Linked DNA regions of Homo sapiens: region 1 is linked to region 2. The links are chromatin loops, found by intact Hi-C in ENCODE. Cell type or tissue: GM12878. All regions are shown on one strand.

The links. A loop is a pair of places that touch in the nucleus more often than their neighbours do. Peaks named below come from ENCODE experiments on the same cell type or tissue, not always from the same donor. Only the 100,000 strongest peaks of a DNase experiment are listed, where the experiment ranks them.
Region 1: a loop joins it to region 2, with 3 times the contacts of the local background. A loop is called at or near these places in 3 of 110 quality-filtered maps.

What each region holds. Positions count from the first base shown.
Region 1 is chr15:48,000,427-48,002,926 of GRCh38, reverse strand. The region is part of intron 2 of LOC124900354 (a long non-coding RNA gene); the gene reads right to left. It overlaps LOC102724553 (a long non-coding RNA gene), which reads left to right. Exons shown (of 3, transcript XR_001751520.2): 1 at 1-219. Among named protein-coding and RNA genes, the nearest start is that of SLC24A5, 120 kb to the left of the region's middle. RefSeq lists an enhancer at 1,048-1,197. In GM12878, no CTCF peak of the experiment used is centred here; a DNase peak (open chromatin) is centred at 1,056; H3K27ac peaks cover 1,441 bases.
Region 2 is chr15:48,249,417-48,251,916 of GRCh38, reverse strand. SLC12A1 (solute carrier family 12 member 1) reads right to left here. Exons shown (of 27, transcript NM_000338.3): 14 at 2,241-2,342; 15 at 147-302. Among named protein-coding and RNA genes, the nearest start is that of SLC12A1, 44 kb to the right of the region's middle. RefSeq lists an enhancer at 1-691. In GM12878, a CTCF peak has its summit at 1,144 (motif pointing right); a DNase peak (open chromatin) is centred at 1,146.

The sequences.
Region 1 (2,500 bases), 250 kb after region 2:
TGTTTACCCTGCGTAAACACCTTGCTGTTTAGCTTGGCATCCCTAGAAGCAGACCCTGAGGACAGTGGGAAAATGGATTATTAAGGAAGTGCTCCTGAGAGAAACCAGAAAGGGGGTGTAGGGAGCAAGGGAGGATAAGGAGAAGACTCCAGTAAGGATGAGATTACTCAAGTCCCATGGAAGACAGGTTAGCCTGATCCTGCAGGGGAGCCCTGGAGGGTAAGTTATACCTCACAGTCTGCCCCTGGCTTCCAAGCAAAGCAACTGGCTTCTTATTGTCTTACACTCATCGGCCTTTGACTGAGGGTCTTAGTGGGCAGGGTTGGGAAGCTATGTTGACCCAGACACTTCTGATCTTTGAAATGATATACAAACTGGTTCCGGTTGCCAGAAGGTGGGCTTCTGAAGAGAGTTGCCATGTGGTCCATTGGAAGCAAAAGCACCCAGAAGCCAGACACCAGGTGTACAGAAATAATTATAGAGCTCTGAGAGAATCTGGAAGAAGCACCAGCAGTGCCCACTCCATCTGCGATCTGTAAGGGGAATTTGAGATGGGTGGGAAGGGAATTGCAGGCATCAGTTATATAATAGCGTGAGAACACATCCTGAAGCATGACTACTGAAGGTATGTTTAGGGATGGGAGACTGGTTGGTGTGGCTACACTGCCTTATGTCTGGTAGGAAGTACAAACCTGAGAGAGGAGCTTGCAAAGGCAGGCTGAAGCATCAGATTGTGTGCTTTTATTTTGTTGTTTGTTTGTTTTGTAATTTGGTTCTTTTGATTGCAAGGAAACGAGATCCACTAGAAGGATCTCAAATAACAGATGGCTTATTTTAAAAATATATGTGCTTGGGAACCTAAGAAAGGCCTGGTCCCAGGAAGAGCAGGAAAAATAAGAAATAACAGATCTTGAGGAACTGAAACTTCAGAACAAGCAGGACTCATAGATCTTCACCCTAGTGAAGCCACTGCTATGGCTTCCTGTGTCTGCTCTAATCTGCTCTAACTCCACCTGGAGGGGTTTACTCTTTCCCCTTCTCCTCTGTGTGCTTTTGTCTATCTTGCTTTCTGCTGACTCATGCTTCTGCCTCCTTGTAACTCTTATTGCTGAAGCCCTCTTGGCCTCTTCTATAACCCAAGCCTTTTACTATCTTTAGTTTCACCTTCAGTTCCCCTTTCTACCCACCTCCTTCTTTCTGCATGTCTGACTTCAGATTTCCAGGATGAGGTGATTGGACCAGAAAGCGTTTTCTGATGGGCCACACACTCTGAGGTATAACTTACCCTCCAGGGTTACCCTGCAGGATGAGGCTAATCTGTACCCCATGGAACTTAAGTAGCGTAAGTTGCTGTCCAATGTATGAATGAAATTGTGTTCAGATACACAATGGTGGCCCAATTGGCTGTGCCTGGCAGAAGAAGCAGAGTCCTATAATATAACAGTCAACAGTCGCTAAGATTTGTTTAGCATTGTTCTAGGCATTTCACATATATTATTTCATTTAATCATCATCTCCATTTAGTCAACATTCATTTCTTCACCTCCATATTTATTTAATCATCCCATAAGTTTGTTCTATGATTACCTTCACTTAACAGATGAGGAAACTAAGTCTTAGCGGTTCACAAAACTAGTATGTGGTGAATTTCCTTCTACCAAGGGGTGTGAGTTGGTCAGCTTGGAAGGAGCTGTGGATGTGGCTGTACCCAGTATTGGCATGTCCAGTCAACAGCCTTGCTTCCACATGAAGAAGTTTGGAATATATCATCATTAAGCCATATGGTGGAATGAAATTTAAGGTTTGATCTGGTATCAGGCTTTGGGTAAAGAGTTGATTAAAAACTGTAGTGCTAAAAAAATACCCAACAATATATTTCTCCCCTTTCCTGCATAGTTTCTTCTACCAGCATCAGTTTTGACGTGTTTTGGGTGAGAATCAAGGGTCTTCAACAGCTGATGAAAAAAATCAGGAAGTCCACAAGCAGTGGCAATGGTCTTCATGAACAAAGGCTCTGTTTTTAGAGAAGTCTCTCTGTGTCTCCAGGCTGATGTGCAGGTCTGCCCTGGCCATGAGGGGCAGGTCAGGCTGGATGGATGAAGCTGAAGGAACTGTCGGCTACTCTTTAGGTGAAACAAAAGGTTTAAGGGACTCTGCAGGAACAGTGAGCCTGATTTATCTTGACAAACTGGAAACAAGGAACTGGATGGTTATATTTATTTAGGCTTTTTTTTTTTGGAATAAGATTCAGTACTATTACTTCTTGCTAAGAGGAAGAACCACAGGGAGAGGAGACTATTTTGGCTTAATCTTCCTCATATACAAAGGCTTAAGTTGGCCAGTGTAGCCTGAAGAAGTGCGCAGGAAGCCTGCTGGGGAGGAGGAGAGAAGGTAAACATGGACCCTACACCTGGCCTCTTATTGTGCTTCCCTGTCAGTGACTCAATGCACCATTTTCTTGCCAGAAACAAAAGAGATTCCGTGAGCACCTAGAGTCTAG
Region 2 (2,500 bases):
ATTGTTACTATTATATTGCACGATATTATTAATATCCACCTTACATATGCCTCACCTAAGCCCATAGAAGCTGCTCAATAAATGCTTAATAAATGAGTAGTTAGAGAGAGATTTGGAAACGCTATTCCAGACAGTCATTATCTTACCTGGCTTCTTACAAGTCACATAGACGTAAAGGAAGAATTCAATGACATAGGTGATGACAGCTGCCCACCAGTTGATGACAAACATGACTGCACAGCACAAAACAGCTCCAAAAAGAGATACCCACATGTTGTAAATTCCATACGCAGGTCTCCATCCTGAAAACAAAATATGCAGAAGGAAAACTTCCACTCTACTATGATCATGGCACTGAATATTAGAAGAATGCAGGTAACATGCCTTTTTCCTGACATAAAGAATCAGAACTTTTAGGCCAAGTTCCAGAATCTGTGATTATTTTCCTATGGTCTTGGGTCCCTGGTCTATGAAGATGGTACTTACACCAAATAGAATGCTGTAAAGTTTAGGAAATGTTAAGCATCTGAAAAATATGCCATTCAGGACCCTCCATACTCCGTGCTCCCGACTGTCTTCCCAAACTTCCAAACCTTAAGCATCTAGTATCTATGCCATCAGGAGCTGAAAAGAGGCAGGAGGAATGGAAAGAGTGGGATCTACCAGGTGGGGAGGAGAAACTTCTTGGTTGTCAGAGAAAGAAAAAGAGAAAACAATGGGCTTTTTGCTCCCTTGGAGAAGGTGGAGTAGTCATCAAGGGTCAATCTGCTTGACTTCCTGGTAGCTTCCATTACCCTAAGAGGACAGTGCTTGCCCTTTCAGAAATAATAACTGATGAAAAAAGATGGAGAAATGGCTTTTTAAACTTAAGGGCTAGCAAAGGCTTCTTAAACCCAATGTGTTAATGTGTCATGCATTTTGCAATGAAAATATTTCTCACAGTGCGCACGTGCGTGGGAGTTTTCTGTGTTCTTTTAGTTCCCTGAAATGGAAGCAACTGGAAGACAGTATGGACAGGAGGGAAAAGCTCTGATACGAAGGGCACCTTTTGTTAATGAATGGGGTATGTTTTAAATTAGGAGTTGCCAAAACACAGCAGAACTTTTAAGTGTTTGGGAGCAATTTCCTAAATGGCCACAAGATGGACATAGCACTTCAAGAACATCATTGAAAATAGTCTTATTTTTCTCTGAGTCTGGCTTCCCGTCCGTGTGTGTGTGTGTGTGTGTGTGTGTGTGTGAGGCAGACATTTTCTGGGTTTGTGTATCCATGTGTCTTCCTCTATATGCTGTTCTATATTTTCCTGTCTCTCTCCTTCTTTCCCGTTCTCTTTTTTACTCTTTTCCCTGGCTGCCTCTATTATTTCACCTTATTTTTCAAAAGTGGCCATAACATGGCATGGAGTCACACATTTCTGTGTTAACAAAACACACAAAGAAACAAAAATACTCTGCTACTTTCTGTAGCCTAGTATTCGTTAGATTAAGATTGGTCTGCCATCTATATTTTGTCTTATTGGCAGCAAGTTTTTCCAAAGGAGGCTTAATATCTTGTCAGGCCCTCAATGAGTGGAAATGTGTTTATATATCCGGTAAAAGTTCTCAAGGTGGAGAACTTTCTGAAGGTAGATAATGACAACTCTCTATTCTGGTAGAAAGGCAGAAGAAACTGTAGTGGACAATGAAAGCAAAGAAGAGGTGAGGAGTGACTAGAAAGGGGAAGGTTCTTTGGTGTGAAATTTTGAACAGCTTTAAACCACAGCCCAAAGGGTGCACTGATGCCACCAGCATCAATGCAGCCTGTCTACATTGCCTCCACTCAGCAGGTAATTATGGGAACTACTCATCCTTCTCTTCTGCACCATGGGCAGGAAACAAATTTGATAGTAAGGAAGTTTCAAATATATAGATTAATTCCACTTCTGTGGTCACTTTCACCCTGGAAATAAATAGTGGTGTTTTTCTACTGCTGAAATAAGTGTGGTTTCTCTTGCAATGAATAATTTATTGCCACAGGAGAAAATTGACTTTCTGGTTGGTCAAAAAGGCCATTGCTCAAATGATTCTTTTTCTATTTCAAAACTCATCCCCAAACTCACCAAAATAAAGTGGATTACGCTTCCCACTAGGATATAAGGAAACATATAAACACAGATTGAACACTTTTCACTGATTTATTTCGTTTTATTGAGACAAACTAACTGTTTGCTTAGGCATATTTTAGTTTGGAAGTCAGCTTACCTGGAGATTTGGCATAAGAGGCATGGAAGCAGGAGAAATTAATAAGTGCATATGAGGCCAGGAAAAAGTTGGAGATGATGGGAGCAATGGTGTTCAGTTCCGCTGTAAAAGTAACAGAATTGAACATGTACGTATGAGTGATGAGACCAGGGGCTGAACAGCTGTTATAGCCTCGAAGCTTGAATTTATTTGGAAATTGAAAACATAGCGAGCATCTGTCAAAGTTTAAGAAGTTAGTCATTTTTCTTTGGGGATACATA